Regions from separate parts of the Mus musculus genome. Here all the other regions are linked to region 2. Evidence: chromatin loops called from intact Hi-C (ENCODE). Cell type or tissue: left cerebral cortex. All regions are shown on one strand. Region 1 has its middle 4.5 kb from the start of Gm34622. Region 2 holds the start of Trmu (tRNA 5-methylaminomethyl-2-thiouridylate methyltransferase). Region 3 has its middle 18 kb from the start of Wnt7b. Region 4 has its middle 24 kb from the start of D130051D11Rik.

Region 1 (5,000 bases), 160 kb after region 2:
GGTAATAACACTCCAGAGTGGTCCCACATGGCCACCTAAAAATAGCAGGTCATTACCAGAAGGTTAAGCAGTTGGGGGTCCAGCTACCGATACCTGTCTTGAGCCCAGTCCCATTCACATCTAGGTTCCAACAGGGGATAGATAGCTTGACTAAGGCCGGTTTTCAAGATGCCGCCCAGGGCTGTTAGGGAGAAGGATGAAGGATGGAGGCCAGAGAGAAAGGATCGCATCCCAGTGGGTGGGCGAGGGTGGTGGTGGTCAAAATGTCTCCCATCAAGAAGAGGGACAAGCGGAGGGAGGAGTCTGTTAGAAGGAAGAGCGGGGTGTGGGGAGGTGAGAGAAGCTGATGATCAATCGTGCCAGAGCACCCTGAGGAAGGCTTAGTCAGGGAAGCATGAGATGTGGCCAAGGCCTGGCGGGACAGGGGACAGAGCAGCCTCAATCCCTCTATCCATCCCGTGTGTCCTTGTTACCCATCTATACAGGAGTGTGAGGTATACAGTGTCTCTGCCCTCCCTCAGACCTTTGCTACTTCTGTGCCCACTGTCCCCTTCACAAGACATGCCTCTCTTCTTCTCCACGAACTCCTATTCATCCTTTAGAGCCTAGGCTAAGATTTACCTCACTTGCCTGGGCTCGCTGAGTCTCAGCTCTATGCTAAGTGGGTGCTAGGGGATAGGAGTAGGGAAGATGGCGTTAAAGAGGAGCTCCAACCAGGCCCTATTGCAGGCACCTCCTCCACAGCATGAGTCTCCTTGGCTCTTGCCACCTATGTCCTTGTGATTCTCACTGCCCAAACAGGACTCCTCTGAGACTGCATGGCACATGACACACTGGATCCACTCAGAAGGTGGCAAAGGGAGCTCTGGAACAGAGAGGGACACTCAGTGCCAGGTTCTGGCCTCTCTGGGGTGGTGGCCAGTGCATATGGTTGCACTCTCACCCTGCGGGTTACAGACAGGTCTCCTGTCTGTGACTGGCTCCCCTCTGTCCCAGTAACTCCCAAGCCTCCTAGTGGCAGGACTTGTGGGCATCTGGGTAGAAGAGCTGGGGCAGAGAGGAGGAGAGAGATGGAGTCTGGGAGGCTCCCTGGAGATGAGAAGTCACTCAGGGCAGGTGGCGGCAAAGCCAGGGTTTATGTAATACACAGCCACAAGTGCTTTTTTTTTAAAGATATATTTATTTATTTATTATATGTAAGTACACTGTAGCTGACTTCAGACACACCAGAAGAGGGCGGCAGACCTCATTATGGGTGGTTGTGAGCCACCATGTGGTTGCTGAGATTTGAACTCAGGACCTTCGGAAGAGCAGTCGGCGCTCTTAACCACTGAGCCATCTCGCCAACCCCACAAGTGCTTTTGATGGGTGCCTTGCAGGCTGTAGACCTTAGGAAGGTCTGGCCTCCTTTACAATGCATCCCCTGCCACCCCACAGCACCCCAACATTCTCATCCTTAAGCTGGGAGTTAACATCAGGATGTGGAAACAGATGCAATATCGGAGAGCTCCCAGACAGCCAGGCGATTCGTGTTCACAAAGGCTGAGAGTGGAGGCCGGGAAAAGCTGACCAGAGGAGGGCCTGGTGTGAGCTGAGACTATACACTTGTGGTCCCCTGTGGCAGGGAAGGCTGGAGGGAGAGTGTCACACTGGCACCAGGAGTGAGCACACCAGTGATAGGAGAGGTTGAGCTTTGGCACGAACAGGCCAGCAGGTTCCCCTCAGTGGGACATGGGCCAGTCAGGTTACACAAGGTGCCAGGATTTCCTCCTATCTGTGTCACAAGGCTGTCCCTGAATTGCCTCCCTTCCCTACCACAACATCTTTGCCGGTCCAGAGCTTTGGAGCCTCCCTTGGGGCCTAGTGACCCTCTCGGAGATCACTGTCCCTGATCACTGGCTTCTCTGTCTTGATATCCTCATCTGGGAAGCGCAGGTGAGAGCCAACCTCTACCTCTGTACTGGGGCCACCTCCCACCCACCACCATAGTGGGTGTCAACCTTCCTAATGCTGCAACCCTTAATACAGTAGTTAGTTCTTCATGCTGTGGTGACCCCCAACCATAAAATTATCATCGTGGACTATCTTATTATCTTACCTGTAACTTTGCTACTGTCATGAATCATAATGTAAAGATCTGTCTTTTCCAGTGGTCCCGTGAAAGGGTCGTTCAGCCCCCAAAGGGGTCATGACCCAGAGGTTGAGAACCACTGCATTGCTGAGACCAGTGGTCCGCAGGGTCCCCCCACCTTTCTCTTACTGTTTCACCTCCTGCTGAGTGTGACCTTGAGTCACATGACCTGTAGACAGCCTAAACCTGGTAGCACCCTCCACTTTGCGTGACAGCCCTCCTGGGGACATCCCTCTCAGTAGGGGCTGGTACATGGAAGAGTAAGGGAGAAGATAGGGATGGTTGGAGAGGTTAAACAGGCTTTCTTTGGGGCAATGGCTAGTTCTCTCAAACTAGGGAAGAGTAGGGATGTCTGTTTATGGATGGGGAAACTCAGAAAGGCAGAACACTGTGGTGAGCTGGGGTGGAGTTCTGACTCCCGTGACCCTGCAGAAGTGATGTGGAGGCAGGGGTTCATGTGGGTTGGAAGAGGACGCCACACCTGGAGACCTCACAGGAACCATTAGGTCTCCCCATCTACAGAGAGGAGGCGGCTAAGGACAGCACCCAAACTGCCTGCCTTTTACTATGGGCCTATTAGCGAGTGCAGGGCGCCACCTGGTGGACAGGACAAAAACTGCCTAGATTGGAGTGGCAAATTAAAAAGGTTACCAGTATGTGCCGGTTAGGTTTTTGACAACGTGTCACAGTCATCTGGGAAGAAGGAACCTCAATTAAGAAAATACCTCCATCAGACTGGCCTATAGGCAATTCTTTAGAGCATTTTTTAAAAATTAACGATTAATGTAGGAGGTCCCAGCCCACGACTAATAATGCCACTCCTAGACATTGGAAACGTGGGCTAAGCAAACCGTGGAGAGCAAACCAGTAGGCAGCAATCCTTCACGACCTATGCTTCAGCTCCTGCCTCCAGGTTTCTGACCTGGCCTCCCTGTTATCTGGAAGTATAAGATGAAAGAAACTCTTCCCTCCCCAAGTTGATTTTGATCATGGTTTTGACCACAGCAATAAATAGAAAGCAAGCCAAGCCTGTGCCTTTTTGTTACAGCCTGCAGAAGGTCTGGGAGCTCTCCGACCCCACCTAGGCTCACGATGTAACTCCCCCACCCCCAGCTTCTGCTTGGCTGAGTGTCCAGGCTACAGTGTCTTGGGGATAAAAGAGGCCACTGGCTCAGCCTTACAAGGCCCACAGGCCCCTGTCTCTGTCTCTCATAGTCTTTCTCCCAGTTCTGACCAAACTACAGCTGAGAAAACCCACTATTCCCAGAACACTTAGCAAAGCCAATCAGGACCAGGGACAGATGGGCTACACCTGGGCCTCACACTCGGAAGCCAGACTTCTACATCCCCCAAAGTCCCAGGTACAGGGAGACAGGGCAGCACTGATGATCAAGGGGCCTTGCCTGAATCTGGAAATGGCAAGTACTTCAGCTCTGTGTCTGGAGTCCCTGCCTTGTTCTGCCTTGGGGCCTAACTTAGGGCACTGAGTGGCACCTGGCTCTGAGCATGCACCCGGGTGCCCTTCCTTCTGCTACTCCTGAGCCTCCTCAAGGCTGGATCCCCACAGGACAGGCCACCACCCAGGGCTGGGCAGCCTGAGACTCTCCCTAGATGGCCATGTACAGGGGAAGGGATGGGGGCTGCAACTCCCCTGAGCAGCCACGGCTTCTCACTGGTGGACCACTATCTGCTGTGCTTCGGGGGGGGGTCCACTTTGGTTTGAGGACAGGGCCTGCAACCTCTCAAGACTCTCTGCCCACTTGAGACTTCTGCTGACTAAAGCCCCTGACATAGCTTCTGCTCTGTGGGAGCATGAGGGTACCAAATCAGCTTCCCCCTATACAGACCTTGTCAGAGCCTCCAGTGGCTCACTACTGCATGACTCCAAGAGAGGGCATGTGGAGGGGGGAGCAGAGCTGTACACCTTAGAAAAGTCTTCCCGGGCTGGTGTGATGGCTCAGCAGTTACGAGCACTGAGTGCTCTTCCATAGGTCCTGAGTTCAAATCTCAGCAACCACATGGTGGCTCACAACTATCCATAACGAGATCTGACGCCCTCTTCTGGAGTGTCTGAAGACAACTACAGTGTCTACATATAATAAATAAGTAAATAAACAAGTAAATAAATAAATATTTTTGAAAGAAAGAAAGAAAGGAAGGAAGGAAGGAAGGAAGAAAGGAAGGAAGAAAGAAAGAAAGGAAGGAAGGAAGAAAGGAAGGAAGAAAGAAAGGTCTTTGCTACATTCACTCCAGTAGTGCACTACAGGTTTAGAAACCTGGAAGCAGTCCTGAGACAAAGAGTTTCACGGAAACTTAGGCTCCTGGAACCTCGGCATTCCCATAGCCCATATACTCAAACCCTGTGTATTAGTCTGGTGTATGGATCTGTGTACTTTCTTGCATTATAGGTGCTTCCAAGTAATGATTTTACAAGTACTTAAATCAGGTTGAATTTTACGCCCTGGCCTTCACCAATGTCCTAGAAAGTCCTTGAAGCCAACCCTAAGCTTGGAATTCAGTAAGAATGTTACCTATTCAGTAACACTCAAATTTACTTCTAGCAGAGACAGTGAAGATAATCAGGCATTACAATTTACTTGTATAGAGCTAGGAAAGCTCAGGGCTAATCTGCATAGTAATTACTTAGGACAACAGCCCAGTCACACCCAAACACAGGAATACACAATGGCCTAGGAAATAGGTGGGTTGTAGTACTATACATAAAACAGTTAGTAGAACAGAATACCCCTGGTGCAGGTTTTTCACTAGTCCCAGAGGAATAGCATAATCAGGTATTTACTAAAGGACCCCTGGTGGTGGGTTTAACAATAGACCAGCATTGCCTCAGAACATTCGCCAGGCTCCTGTG
Region 2 (5,000 bases):
AATTTCCAGTACCCACATGGCAGGTCACAGCCACCTGTAACTCCAGTTCCAGGAGATCTGATACCTTCTTAAAACCGGGTATTCACATGGTGCACAGACATACATGTGGATAAAACATCCATACATACAGAATTTAAAATATTTTTAAGATAATCACTGTCCAGTTATTTTTAAAGGGAACTCATTTTAAAAGCTATCCAATTATTAAGACTTTTACATTCTAAGTTATCAAATTAAAGCCAATTAAATTATTGGAATTAAAAAAAAATTGGAATTTTATCACCCAGAGGGGGTACCTCCAGGGGAAAGCCCATACTTAGCATGGGTGAAGCCCTGGGTTCAATTCTCAACACCAAACATTTAAATTAAGGCGTTGGCTATTCCGTAGGGCTCTATCATCCACATGTTTTATGATCTCTCTTCTCCACTGTGACAAATACCCAACCAAATATCACATAGGTCAGCACTGGCCCTCCAGTGTCTCAGAAAACTCACTGTGGTTCACCTTGCATCAAAACCCTGTTTCTCCCTCCGAATAAGCTGAATGTAAGGAAAGACAGGGAACTGTATTAAAAGCTTCAAGTGTTTGATTATTGCCCCCTCCTCCAAAAAATTCCAGGGATTTTGCTGACAAACCTTTAACAAATAAAATACCACACTCAGGGGGCTGGAGAGATGGCTCAGCAGTTAAGAGCACTGACTGCTCTTCCAGAGGTCCTGAATTCAATTCCTAGCAACCACATGGTGGCTCACAACCATCTGTAATGGGATTCGATGCCCTCTTCTGGTGTGTTTGAAGACAGCTACAGTGTACTCATATAAAATAAACAAGTAATTCTTAAAAAAAAAAACCACACTCATTAAAGTCCCACACAGCCTGGTATGAGATGAGGCCCTCTTTTGTGTCTGGAGGCACCTGACTGTGCTCTACTGTAGAGATTAACCATGCTGGGCTCAGCTCTTGAGGTGGTCTTACACGTAACTTACTAATGCAGAGATGGCATAATACAATCCTGTGTCCCAAGAGCTAATACAATGCCCAGGGCATAAGGAGAGCCAAAACCCCACAAGCTTGTAACATGAACAAACTCTACGCAGAGTTTTAGAACCCCACCATTCCCATGCTACATCTGCCTGGTCAATTGTCTCACAGAGGGACAAGACCCACATGCATGGAGCCAGGCACTCAAGGACTGGTCAACTTTCTACGGATTGCAGTATGGGACATCACCTCTAAGAGCCCTCGATGCCGAAATGAGAGGATGGTTTTCTTTCCTCTGATACCGTCCATCAATTTCTTTCATGAAAAAAATCCAAGGAAGGGTAAAAGTTAGATGTAGCAGCCTGAGGGGAGAGAGCCTTTGTTTTGGCTAGGTTCCCACTGTTATGATAAACACCACGATCAACAGCATCTTGGAGAGGAAAGGATTTATTTGGCCCTAAAGGTCACAGTCTACCATCAGGGGAAGCTGGGGCAGGAACTCAGGTCAGGAACCTGAAGGCAGAATTGAATCATAGGTTATAAAAGAATACTGCTTATGGGCTTGTTTCTTTGGCCTGCTCAGCCTGTTTTCTTATAAAACCTAGGACCACCTGCCCAGAGATAGCATTACTCCTAATGGAACGAGGCTTCCTACACCAATTATTAAGAGAAGGCCCCACTGACTAGCCTACAGGCCAGGGTGATGACAGTTTCTCAGCTGAGGTTCCCTCCTACCAGAGGACCCTAACATGTCACATAGTTTTAATGTGACATAAAAACTAGGCAGCAGTTGATCTCCCTTTAGTAGTAAAAGATAAATCTGTAAGAATGATGCCAACCTTTGCCACTTCCCAAAGCATCTAGTTACACAGTTCTCATTGGAAACCTTCAAAGACTCACACTGCCTACTCAACATTACCCCAAATTCCTTAATACCGTCAGCTTCACTAACCCCACTATATCCTATTCTGGCCGGCACTCTCTCCTCTGCCTCCTGCCTGTGTTACTGCAGCCAGTTCTTTGTAGAGAAATGCTTCCCTCTTCCTTTCTCACCATAGTACACACCTGTATCCTGTGGCTCTTTTACTCTGTCATAACAGCTGTGATTATAAAAGAATCGCTCCTGCTTTCCGATATATCTCACATTGTATAGCTAACCCTTTCAATACATACTGTGCCATTTAATCATTCCAGTCATCCCATATTACGGGTCATCCCATTTTTACTGGGGGGTGCTTAGTTAACTTGCCCAAGCCCAGGCTCCTGGCCCCGCGCCTCTGCACCCCGCGTGCCCCGGGGAAGATGATCCACGGCTGAGGGGGACTCCATTAAAAGCCGCCAAGGTGAATGCGGAGAGGTTGACACAAGGTGGGGCCACACAGCAGGAGGAATGTACACCGGTCGTTGGAATCAGATCCGAACCCTAAGGACCCATGAGGCTACATCTACAAGTCAGGAAGAACTGGTAGCTGTTCGGAGTGAAGTTTGTCATCCAACGAAGGAGAACACTGGAGTGATTTTGTCATTAGAGTTGGCGGTGTCCTCGCCTGGAGGCCCGCGGAGTCTGCAAAAGGCCAGGCCTCAGACCTGGAGGAGCCCAAGCTCCTGTCCCCAGTGAGGAACCCTGGCCTCACCTCTCCGCCGCAACAGCAGCGCCGCCACCGCGCTGTCCACACCGCCAGACAGGGCGCACACGACGTGCCGCAGCGCCGACATCAGGCTACACCGCGAGCTTTCTGGCTGCGTCCAAGCTACGCCGGAAGTCCCAGCCTCCGGGGGACGGGGGGGACGGGGGGGGGGGGCGTCCTCACTCTTCACCCGGCGGGAAACGTGCTCCGCTCACCCAGTGTTCTGCAGGCTTTTGGGTTCCGCGCGGCGGATCGGCCGAGGAGCACTAGGTGGCAGCATGTCCCAGATAGGCCAGCGATGAGTTGGTCGGGTCCGGCTTCTTAGCCACCACTCGCTGCCCTTGCGACGTTTTCTTCTGTGCTCAGCTGGCGCTCCTGGGTCAGCTGCACCAGGAACAGCCTCCGCTCGGGCTTGAGGTCTCAAAGGCGTTCCTGGGCACACACAAGGTCGAGATGCTGTGTCGGCCGCTGGCTCCTCCTGTTTACCCGCTGGAGGGACAGGGCTGTCAACACGTTCTCATTGGATTCTAGATGCTTGCGGGCCTGGCGGGTGCAGAGCCAGTGGAGGACAAAGCATAGTGGACCGTTGCTCAGTAAGGCTTTGCTAGCAGCTCAGTCAACGGGTTGGAGTAGGGGATGGGAGCGTAGTTAACCAGACCCAGACAGTAGCTGGGAAGGATGGGCCACGGAAGACTGGGAGAGTTTGGAGTCGCACCTGTTCATCCTGGTGCCTGTGATTTAAGAGTGTTTGTTTCGTGGGCCATTCTTGGAGGACGAACGAGCACTCTGCGGGGATCAGCTCTAACGAGTGGATGCTTTGGGGACCTCAGGCTGGAGCTGTGGCTCTTCCTGAATTGATTGTGGGGGGCCTCGCACATGACAGATGTTGAGTGGCTGCTGGAAGAAAATAGATACGAGTCCTGGGACAGAAAGAGAGAGAGAGAGAGAGAGAGAAGAGAGAGAGAGAGAGAGAGAGAGAGAGAGAGAGAGAGAGAGAGAGAGAGAGACAAAAGGGCAGGGGGTCATGTCTGTGGAGTGTTCTAGCCTTGAGGACCAGGACCTCCCTTCTTGGGTATGGGCATTTAGTATAGCAAATCTCACTTTTCCTACCAGAACCTATGATAGGGCCAACCACAAAGTAGCAGAAACCAGACAAACCTATGTTAGAATTTTTGTCTACTTGACACAAGCTAGGGGTGGGGGGACATCAATTGAGAAAATGCTTCCATTAGATTGGCCCTTAGACAAGTCTGTGAGATTTGTTGATTGATGTGAGAGCCACACCAGTGCAGGTGATCTTGGGTTGTAAAAGAAGGCAAACTAATCAAGCCATGCGGAGCAAGCCAGTAAGCAGTGTTCCTCCATGGCCTCTGCTTCAGTTCCTGTCAAAATTCCGTCTCTAACTTTCCTTCAGGTTGGTCTGTGATTCGGATGTGCAAACCACATAAATAAACCCTTTCCTCCCTGCGCTGCTGTTGGCCAGTATTTTCTTACACTAGAGAGAAAACTGGGGCGTTTCTTTTTCCTGCACAAGGTGTTTTTTGCTTCCCTATAACTCCCAAAGTCTGCAGTGTGATACACCATGGACAGGAAAGTGCTGTGCGGCACCAACCCAAATGGTATGTGGGCTTCAGGAACACTGCCCCCCCACAATGGTAAGAAATTACAGGGAAGCAAGCCTCTGCCATCTCCGAGGGTGGGGCTTTGGTCATCAGCCTACATCAGTATACTTCATGCCAGCCCCTCAGCTCAAGTCTCCAGTGTGTCCCAAAGCTGACCCTTCTGAACAGCCAGCCGAGGAGCTATGAAGAAGAACGTAGGGGAAAGCCACCTTTGAGCATCTTCAGAGGGGAAAGCAGAGGGACTGCAGCATATGCTGCCAAAAACCAGATGCCCCGGTAGACAGAGCAGAGTACGGCCGCATGAGGACAAGGCGTGCGCTGAGCCAGGGCTAAGTACAGACATCACCAAGGTAGCCTAGTTAGTTATTCATAGGTTAATGTCCTCTCCCCACCAAACACACCAAGGAAGGATGCAGCCACTCCTTACCCAACAGTACCCTAAGGGAAATGTAGCCCTGCCCCTACTGCAAACCCAGCTTTCTTAAATGAGTTCAATTCTACATTTCCTTTTTCCCCTGTGTGATAGGTGTGAGTGGGTCAGGGAAGGTGAGGGCCATTTACAGCGCTAATGTTCAGGACTCCAGAGTTTACTGCCCACTGGGGAAGAATCTGCTGCCATCCCTCCAGGGTCCTTGGCATCTTGGCAGACCTTTTATAAGGTCTGTGCCCTACCTCACTTTGCCACTGCTGTGTCTAGGACCCCACTCCAGCTGGCAGCTTTGGGTTCACCTCATTAACCAGAGAATGAGAAACCCGTGCAGATCTCAG
Region 3 (5,000 bases), 280 kb after region 2:
TTTGTTTTTTGGTTTTTTTTGTTTTGGTTTTGGCTTTTTCCAGACGGGGTTTCCCTGTATAGCCCCGGCTGTCCTGGAACTCACTCTGTAGACCAGACTGTCCTCGAACTCAGATATTCATCGGCCTCTGCCTCCCAAGTGCCATGTGCCACCACTGCCTGGCCTGGGACAGTTTTTAATCCTAAATGATACTTTGAAAAGTGAGACAGACAACATTTGAAGGGAAATTAACAGAAGATTCTAGAAACAAGGTCCCTAGCCAGAGTGAGCCCAGACCCCAGTAATGGCTGTATATGAAAGTAAAGAGTCAGGGCCTAGGCTGGTACTGCTGAGATGCAGCTCAGACCCTCAGAAAAGAACAGCAGCATTCTGAGGAATGAGGGGCAGGGGTGAACGACAGCTGTAACCACACAGAAGCTGTGACCATGTGACCCAGAGCATCCTGGGCCCTTAACAGACACGGTATCCAGACTGGGGTCCTGGATCATACCTGCCAGAACAGGTGGATGCCAGTCCAAACACATGTGTGCAGGTGCTAAGGACCGTACTTTACCTCATGAGCAAGGTCATAGAGTCAGCTGTGGACAGACGAAAATGGTTTCTTCCAGCTGAGACACACCATTTTTCTCTATAGTTGTCCACACAGGAGGTGTTCTTTGAAGCTTTGGTACATGGGCTGAGGAGGGAGAGAAGGAGGGGGCTGGGGGTAGAAAGGACCTGGTTCAGGGCAGGAGCCATGGGATAAAGAGACTTATGAGTTCCCAGGCTGGACGGCTGCACCCGCCATTGTCTCCTGAGAGTATAGGGTCCAAATTCCCATGGGACTAGTGGTTGGACATGTTCTTCTCAGATGAGGAGTTGGCCAGGACCAGGGTCATTTCTCCTTGGATTAGGACTTGGCTGCTCCCTTGGTCTTCTCGACCTTGTCCAGGCAAACAAAATCCTCTGATTGGTTACTGTCAGAGGTGCTGGGATGGTGCCCTGGAGACGGAGCAAGTGTGTAGACGAAGGAAGGACGGACGGGACAGCACCAGCCCCCCTCTCCCCATATCCAGCTTCCACATCCCAGCCCCCCCCCACCCCTGACTAAGGAGCACCAGGGCTCAGGCTGCTTCTGTAGCTTTCCCAGTCCCTGCCCCCCCCCGCCCCCCCCGCAGGCCCCACCCGCCCTGCGCAGCAGCTGCTTCCGGCCAGACTAGCAGACAATGTGTTGGCGGGTGGCCCGGGGCCAGGACCATCCATCCCCCCCAGCCCCACAGGAAGACAGAGCACAGAAGAGGAGCCACTGTGTCCCCGAGTGAACCCACTGCCCAGGCACTGGGATTTAGAACTTCAGATTCCAGGGGGAGGAGCCTCTCGGGTGACTCAAACTGATTCCTCCAGCCTTGAACCCGTTGGGACTCTGGAGCACTGCCTTGTGGGAGGGGGGTGGAAGAAAGTAAGAGGGGGTCAGAGAATCTTGGCTTGGACTTTCTTTTCTTTTGGTAGCCTTGGCCTCAGACTGGGCAAGCCTTCCCTACCATGGTGCCCTTGCATGGCTGTGTCCTTGGCACTGTAGATCTGTTGAGATTGTGCCACCCAGGTCTACTCCAGGGTCCACACTCTTCTCTACCCGCCCTCCTGCCCTTCCTGACAGCGTCCCTTCCGGTCAGGCGTTCCTGTTCAGATGCTGTCTGTCCTTCCTACAGGCCCCGCCCCTCTCCTGTCTCCTCCCACCTCTCCTGAGCCCACATCCCTCATCTCATAGCCGCAGTGCTTGCCTGTTTGTCTCCCCGTCCCTCATAAATACCCCGGAAGGACAGACCCTACCCTTCCTAGGTCTTAGCATAAAACCCATGCACTTAGTAGGTCCTCACAGAGGACTGACAGATTGCTGAATAAGTTGTTTCCTGAGTGTGCTGGCTCCTCCCTGCCAGGCCTGCCCTCCCCAGTGGGGGCCCATCTCTGCCTCCCCCCTCCTCTGGCTGGCTGCAGGGTCTTCCCTCAAACCCTGACAATGAACTCAAGGAAAGAATGCAGTCCACTTGCCCAGCCTTACAGAGGGGTGGAGCCTAGTGACTGACGGACCGCTTGCCACGCACATGGATGTTATAATAGCAACAGCGATGGCCCAACAGTAGTAATAAAACGTCACAGAAAGAAAAGAAGCTAGCAGGGGAGAGGAAGGAGGGTGACCCTCACAGGACACTACAAGGCTGTGGAATGGCCACACAGGTAACCCCCTCGGAAAGGTCAGCATGGCAGAGCACGACTATCTTACCTGCAAACCCACTTCCAGACCTGAGTCTTGGAGGATTGACAGTAAGGCCTGGATTAGATTCATGAGTACCCAGGCTCACAGCAGCCAAAGGGACCTGGGTGAGCCAAGTGTCTGGAGACAATTATATGGATCGCCAGTTCCTTGGTGGCCACCTGGGGGCTGGGTTGGCCACTGATGTTCCCATTCCAGCACCCTGAACCTCAGGGGGTGACGTCACAGCGTACAGACCCCTTGGTCCCCAGGGCTGTAGCTTCAAATACGCACCCTATCACTGTTCACGGTGATTCATCCCCGTTTCTGATATCTTTACAAGCCAGCACCAATCTGGTCCCCATGAGTCATCCCTAGAGCCTTCAGGAAAGCACGATGCCACAGAGGCAAAAGCCACACAGCCTTTGGCCTGGCAGCCAGGCCCCTCGAGAGTCCAAAATCTGCCCCTTCCCCTCTGTATCAGGAGTGTGGTCCAGCTTCATGGTTAGGACCCAGTGTGCCCATTCCCGGCTACAGAGCGCCCTCTGGTGGAGCTACTGGGAGTTGTCAGGCCATAGAGAAGGAATCCAGAACTGGGCAAATTCCTGAAGGTCAAGGACATTTGGAGGACCACAGGGTGGGGACTGACTGGCCAGGAGCTGGAGCTGCCTGAGATCACCAACTGTCCCCATGACTTCCATGGAAAATGGGTCCAAGCTGTGGCTCTTTCCCAGGGACTATGATATGGTGAGGACAGTTTGCAAACTGGACTCCACAGAAGACATTGCCAACCATCTCATTCTCAAAAGCCCTGCGACTATCTTCCTTATCACCGCCACCATCATCATCATCACCACCACCATCATCATCACCACTATCATCGTCATCACCATCACTGCCTGTGCTGGATAGTTTTATGTCAACTTGACCCAAGCTGGAGTCACCAGAGAGGAGGGAACCTCAATTGAGAAAATGTCTCTGTAAAGGGCTACAGGCAAACCTATGGGGGCATTTTCATACTTAGTGATTGATTCATTGGGGGTGGGGCTGGTCCTGGATTCTATAGGAAAGGAGGCCGAGCAAGCCACGGGGAGCTGTAAGCCAGGAAGCAGAGGATGTCACACTTCATTCCTTTGCTCTGGCCTTCCTATACTGTCTTAGACAAAAGTTCTTTATAAAATTACCTCATAGATCAAATATCACACAAAAGGGGAGTTACAGAAGGATGTTGATAGTAAGTTCAAAGCAGCGCTTCACTCTGTAAGCTCATTATAAGTTCAAAGCAGCAGTTTCACATAGCCTGGCTTTATCATAGTGCGCACTTGTGGCCTCATCCTTGGACAATCTGACGCAGACCCATATCCCACACCTGGGATTAAAACAAAAACATAATCACATTACACAAGTGGGTTTTTAAAGAAGCCCAAATTCTCGCTATGTAGGTCCTCTGTGTTGGCCAAGCTCACCTTTGTCCCTCGAAGCCAGACTTCTCTCACCGGACCTGCCTGGCTCACTCTTGGAGCTCGGCACTGAGAAGTGAGAACCCCATCTCTAGCCATGTGCATCTCCTCAGGCTCTCAGGGACCAGCTGTTGTCAGTTTCCATGGCATCTCCAAAGGACAATGGCTTCTGGCCACAGCCAGCCTGGCTGTTGAAAAGCCAGAAGCGTGTCCATACTCTCCCCTGAAGAGGAGAGTGGCACCTCTGAGAGTTCCTTCCCCAGCCTCCTCCAGGAGCCAGAGGCACAGTGGGCAGTGTGGGCTTCAGGAGTCTGCGTCCATTTCTCCTGATTATAAAACATCCACCAGGAAAGGCCCTAAAGATGGCTGCTTCCGTCAGACAAATCTGGTCAACAGATTTATTGCTTCATGAACTACAGAGATAGTTTTGTGGTTAAGAACATTGGCTGCTCTTCCAGAGGACGTGGGTTCAATTCCCAACTTCCATATGGCTCTTCACAATTGTCTGCAACTCCAGTCCCTAGAGATCAATGCCCTCTTCTGGCCTTCATGGGCATTACAGGTACATTGTACACAGGTATATATGCAGGAAACACACCCCAAACATATCACACACACACCACAACACATAACATACACCATACACAGCACATACATTCACACCATACACACCACATACACTATACCACATACGCAGCACACCACATACACCACACACACCACATATCATACACACACCACACTATACCACAACACAGACACATACAATACACACACACACAAATACCACACCTCACACAATATTACACATACTATACCACACACAGACACACACACACATACACACACACACATACACCACACAAACACATACACCACATACACTACCTCTCTCTCACACACACCACACCACACACATACCACATACACACAGACACCGAAATCCCCCATACCATAAAGTATTTGCATTGATAACTCATTGGCCAAGCAGCAACACCAGCTGTCCACACTTGTAGGAGTGAAGATTTGCTTGATTAACTCAGAGTCCACTAAGTGCCACTCAGGCCCCCTGTAAGCTCTTGCATGTCACACTTCACTTTTCTTGTGTTTGCACCTGTGGCAGTAGTGGGGATTGAACTGAAAGCCTCACGCAGGCTAGGCAAGTGCTCTGCCAATGAGCTACATAGACCAGCTCCCGAGGGACCCCTATGTGTCTAACTGCCTATCTGGTGAGGAAGACAAGTGTAGTGGTGTGTCTCTGCTCAGCCCAGGGAGTGACACTATTAGGAGGTGTGGCCTTGTTGGAGAAG
Region 4 (5,000 bases), 270 kb after region 2:
CTGCCCCTGTCCCGCCCCCTCACTAGCTAGGCTGGGTGCAGAGACAGCCAAGGGTTTCAGGGGCCCTGGGGTCACACAGATCCTGGGGTCAGCTCGGCCATCCTTAACACCCAGGCGGTTGTCTGCTTGCTGCCTGCAGGGAAGCCCTTTACCTAGCACCTCTGCCCTGCTCTGGCAGGACTTTCTGTGCACAGGAGGAAGGGTGTGGGCTCCCTCAAGAGCTCCTCAGCTGTCTTAAAACTGCTGGGGGGCTGGAGAGATGGAGCGACAGTTACGAGTTGTTCCAGAGGACCCAGGTTCAATTCTCAGCCCCTATGTGCTAGCTCACAATTGCCTTTGCCTCAGTTCCAGGGTATCTGGTGCCCTCTTCTGGTCACTATGGACACTGCACATCCATGATGCACAGATATAAATGCAGACAAAAATCAATCAATGAAACAAACAAACAAAAAGCCTTCTGCCCAGCCTCTGGTTTTCTCCTGTCCTTTTGGAATCTCCAATCATTCAATAAGATCAGTCTGACGCCCCAGGCTCAAAACATCTAATTCTTGTCCCCAACGACACTTCCTGCCTGCTGGTGTGTCCTAGGTTTTTCTCTAATAAGTAGCCAGAACAGCTCCGCATGTGATGGGCCTGACCTTGGACCTGTGTCCACAGGCTCCCTCAATGGGTCTCAGTGTAATCCGGACAGGGCCAGTTTCTTCTCTATTTATTTTCAGGGTGCATGGATATTCTCCAGGTAGGATTTGGGAAAAGATAGTGAGCCCGGGCAACTCTGTGGTTGGGTGGGTGGAGTTGGAGGACAGCGTTTCACTCCCTCTGGGGCAAGGTGAGAAGTGTGTGCTCATCTTAGGAGGGGTCCCCTGGCCCAGGCAGGGGAGGACCCACCGATGTGGCCCCAAAAGCACCAGTTTGTCAGTGCCTGTGTTCTCAGACGTCTTTTGGACGGGAAGCTTAATTGCTCCATTCTCCAGATGAGAAAATCAAGGCTCCAAGAGTGCTCTCTAATACTGTCACTGGGTCAACGGCTAGGGAGCTCTCCTGGTCACCTTTAGTGCATCCCCCCACCCCAAGCTGTCCTTACAGTTTCCCGATCATGTGGCTGATCAAGTCATCGAGAAGCCCAATGCTTCTGGACGGGTGCCATTTGACAGCAGGGTACATCTCAGTGTGCCTAATGCTTCTGTATTTTGCAGGAGGGGACATGGGCTGGAGAGGGTCAGGGCTTGGCAACTCTGCCCTTCATTTCTCCGGCCTCCCTCACGTCTGGCCATTTTGTTCCAGCTCTTGAAATATCTGCTCTGCCCTCCCGGAAGCTGCTGGCTTCAGGCAGGACCGTTCCTCCTATCTGCTCAGTCCAATTCAGTCTTGTCACCTCCCTGTAGCGGTCACTGGACAGAAACTGGGATGTGCTGTCCACCCTGGCTGGGCTCCTGGGTGGCCAGGAGGCTCTTGGAAAGCCCTCTTCATCCCCACTCATGGAACTCTTGCAGCTCTTTTCCGGAATGGCTTCCCGATGAGGTAATGCTTCTTGCAGACGGGAGGAGGTCCTGGAGAATGGCCGCCAGTGGCCTCCTTGCCTGGGCGACCTGCCCAAGGCACAAAATGAGCCCTTTTTGGTGGCTGAAAGGAAGACCAGGCCCTAGACTCCAGACCTTCATTCGTCACCCAGCCTTGAGCTGAGACTATCCTAGTCCTGGGCTGAGCCTGTAGCCTCAACCAAGGGGAAACTAAGGCCTGAGGGGGGAGGGGCCGGCTACACTCAGAGCCCCAGAAAGAATCCACAGCTACTCCTGTTTGACACTCTGAGGGACAAGGAAAGCCTCCTGGTTCACCCTCTTGGGTCTGAGGAGTCTCTCTGACTGTTAAGCTTCTGTTAAGGAGCTGGGTGGATGCTCGCCCAGAGGACGACTGCTGGGTTATCCACTATCCGCTCTATATCCTGGGAGAGAGAGAAGCTGCAGAGAAAGCTACAGAGAGAAGCTGCGGTATGCCAGGAAAGTACTGAAGAGGCTTGATTCCTCACTCCTGCCCTGTGCCTGCCAGGCCCGGCACTGGTGATGAGGTCCCCAGTCCCCACATAGTCCAGAAGCACCCACACCTCAGGCTTGGAAAACAATATGAAACTTCTCACTTCTGAGGCTGGTGGCCGCAGTGCCTGGCACCTGGGGTTGGCACAGGAAGACCTTCAGGACTCAATAGCAGCACAACTTCAGTGCTTGGTGGGATTGGGACACGGGCTAGAAGATGACTCTGTGAAGCACTCAGGCCTAGTGTCTGCAGGCCCAGCTGGCCCTGTCCCCGATTTGAATTTATTGTGCAATGTTATCCAAGCCCCCCATCCCCCACCCCCTTCCCTGGCTGGGTCTCAATTTCCCCATCTGCAGACAGGAGGAGGGCAGGAGAGGCCTCAACTGGACTCCAGAGCGCCCCAGGTCTGGCGGCCCAGACCTGCAGCTGTGTGGGCGCAGCCTCTCTGGGCAGGAAGTTAATTTCCGCGTTGGAGGCGATGCCTGAAGTGGGCCCAGTGCTTGCTGCATGTTCAGATGAGGGCCGGGCTGGTGAAGTCATGTGGGAGGTAGCAGCAGAGGCAGGATCCAAGCCAAGATTTCTCTGCTGGCCTGGAGTGACCTTGTTCAGCCTCCCTTGCTCAGCAGCCCCCACCTCTCTTGCCTACACAAAGCTCTGGCTCTACAAGGGAAGACAGGTCCTCTTGGAAGGTGGGCCTGCACCCTCTTCTGCCCCCTGGTGGCTATGAGGACATATGGCAGTTTGGTCAGGACTTTGAAGGCTACAGGGCCATCATCCACCCAGAACCAGACACATGATCACCATCATCCCCCCACACAGGGCCAGACACCCACAGGGTCTCAAGAATACACAGGGATATAGACACCCACAAAGGCACAGACACCCACAGTACCAAGAACTCACAGAATTGGGAACCTACAGGGTCACTGACAATCAGAGCCACAATGGCCCACAGGACCTCAGGCACCCACATGATGGGCACCCGTAGGGATGGGGTACCGTCACTGGGAGGCCTGGTTATGACACACACCCCCCCCCAGGAGGAGGTCACTGCCACCTATGTCTCTGGAGTGTGCAGTTCAGGTCGGGAGTGGTTAGGGCCTACAGGAAATGCACAAAGATGGGAACAATGTTGAGAGGAAAAAAGTGCTCACCCAACCTGGGATCAGCCCTCTGGTGCTTCTGGCTGCAGTGTTGGGGGATGGACGAGAGGCCGAGGCACATGTCCTTTTAGCTCTCAATGGTGACAGTGAAGGGAAGGGCTCAGTGTGTTGTTCTTCCCATTGTCTCCTGACCCAGCAGCAGCAGCACAGGACAGACAGGCACCCACTAGCCTTGGCCTGATCCTGCAGCAGCAGGCTTTCAGAATGATGGACAATTTCTCTGAGGCCCTCCAAGTGCTGAAGGCCGTACTACAGTAGGGCTATATAAACCAGGGCGGCCAGCCCAGTCTGGCTCCTAGGAACTTAGTGCCTCCAATATCATCATCAGGGATAGGGGTGGACTGGTCAGTCTTTAGAATGTGCCAGAACGCTGGGGAGTTGGCTCAGCCATTAAGAGCTGCTCTTCCAGAGGACCTGGGTTTGATTCTTAGCACACGTATGGCCTCTCACTACTTACTACCTGTAATCCCAGTCCCAGGAGCTCTGACACCCTCTTCTGGTCTTGTCAGGTACTGAACATGCATGGTGCAAAGATCTACATGCAAACAAAACACCCACACACAGGAAAAAAAATGAAATCTTTAAAAAAAAAAAGAATTTCCAAGGTCTGCTCAGCGGCTTCTCCAGAATGCCCCCTCCCAGCACCCCTTTTCTTCTCCCACCCCCCAAATCCTGCCTGGGTCCTGTGGCTAAACCTCTTCCCCACCCCTGACCCTCACCAGGATACCTGGCTCAGGGAATGACAGGGTCCCACCAGTGCCATCACATTAGAACACCAATGGTCAACGCCCACGGGGGCCAAGCATCCATTGCACTGGCAGACAAACTGAGGCTACAATAGAGGATCTGGCAAGGCCAAGGACTAGCTAGACACAGACCTGGGGCTGGGGTGGATCTAGAGTCCAGGGATAGTCACCAGTCCAGAGTGATACTGACACTGTGACACTGGACCCCCCCAGAGGGAGGTTTCAGCCATCAACCCAACTGGGACCTCCTCCATATCTCCCACCCTGGAGTAGAGGAGGAAGGGTCATATCATGACGCCCTGACTTATGAGACAGGGCTGATAGAAAGAGAGGACCAGGGTGAAGACCTAGAACTTTCCATGTTCAAGTCCAGAAGACTGGGAATCTGATACTAGTGTCTGAGGGCACTGGGAATAAATCTCCATTACCCCTCCCCCCACCCCATTTGATGTCCCTTCTTCTCCATCTTCTAAAAAGGAGATACTTGGAGATTGAGAATGTCATGATTTGGGTTTATAGAGGAGCCATGACCCCCAGCAGATGCTCTGGTGGAAAAAGACAGCATGGCATGACCAGGAGAAGGAATTGGCCTACCGTGACTGGTGGTCCAGTGGCCTGGTAGGTTATCCAGTATACATCAGGGCAAGGTGCGCAGTGATGGGGGCAATTGCTCAACTCCTCTCCAGGCCTCTGCCCTCTCAGCTGGGCATCAATGAACAGCCATCCTAACCTCTCTGTATTTCATCAGGACAGTCCTTACTTCCCAGAGGACAATGGATTAACACATATGGAGAAGGGGCAGGGGATAGTCTAGCAATCCTAGAAGAGATGGTACATTGGTGCTGAGGAGAGAGATTCTAGATGAACAAGATCTGACCCAAGCTCTTGGGAGTTGACTGGGATGAGGGATGGCCATGCCAGCCCTCCCAGGAAGCCTGGTATAAGAAGTGACTCATATCAGGAGCTTGGGGAACAAGGTTCCTAGACCTTCATTGTATTACCAATAAGGATAGAAGATGGAGGGGAAACTCTCTCCATTGGAGCATACCAGGGCCTTCAC

What was found. A loop is a pair of places that touch in the nucleus more often than their neighbours do. Peaks named below come from ENCODE experiments on the same cell type or tissue, not always from the same donor. Only the 100,000 strongest peaks of a DNase experiment are listed, where the experiment ranks them.
Region 1: it touches region 2 in a loop (6-fold over the local background); 25 of 42 quality-filtered maps call a loop at or near these places.
Region 3: a loop joins it to region 2, with 5 times the contacts of the local background. A loop is called at or near these places in 29 of 42 quality-filtered maps.
Region 4: it touches region 2 in a loop (3-fold over the local background); 21 of 42 quality-filtered maps call a loop at or near these places.

Annotation. Positions count from the first base shown.
Region 1 is chr15:85,713,937-85,718,936 of GRCm38, reverse strand. No RefSeq gene overlaps it. Among named protein-coding and RNA genes, the nearest start is that of Gm34622, 4.5 kb to the right of the region's middle. In left cerebral cortex, CTCF peaks have their summits at 1,038 and 2,734 (motif pointing left); a DNase peak (open chromatin) is centred at 2,726.
Region 2 is chr15:85,877,075-85,882,074 of GRCm38, reverse strand. It overlaps Trmu (tRNA 5-methylaminomethyl-2-thiouridylate methyltransferase), which reads right to left and starts at 2,748. Exons shown (of 11, transcript NM_028063.2): 1 at 2,617-2,748. The coding sequence starts at 2,698. In left cerebral cortex, CTCF peaks have their summits at 2,684 and 2,883 (motif pointing right); DNase peaks (open chromatin) are centred at 2,299 and 2,849; H3K4me3 peaks cover 2,096 bases; H3K27ac peaks cover 1,463 bases.
Region 3 is chr15:85,596,833-85,601,832 of GRCm38, reverse strand. No RefSeq gene overlaps it. Among named protein-coding and RNA genes, the nearest start is that of Wnt7b, 18 kb to the right of the region's middle. In left cerebral cortex, CTCF peaks have their summits at 2,786 (motif pointing left) and 4,236 (motif pointing left); DNase peaks (open chromatin) are centred at 1,286, 2,687 and 4,245; H3K4me3 peaks cover 313 bases; H3K27ac peaks cover 1,550 bases.
Region 4 is chr15:85,608,477-85,613,476 of GRCm38, reverse strand. No RefSeq gene overlaps it. Among named protein-coding and RNA genes, the nearest start is that of D130051D11Rik, 24 kb to the left of the region's middle. In left cerebral cortex, CTCF peaks have their summits at 369 (motif pointing left), 2,750 (motif pointing left) and 3,681 (motif pointing left); DNase peaks (open chromatin) are centred at 1,866, 2,047, 2,625, 3,642 and 3 more places; H3K27ac peaks cover 3,165 bases.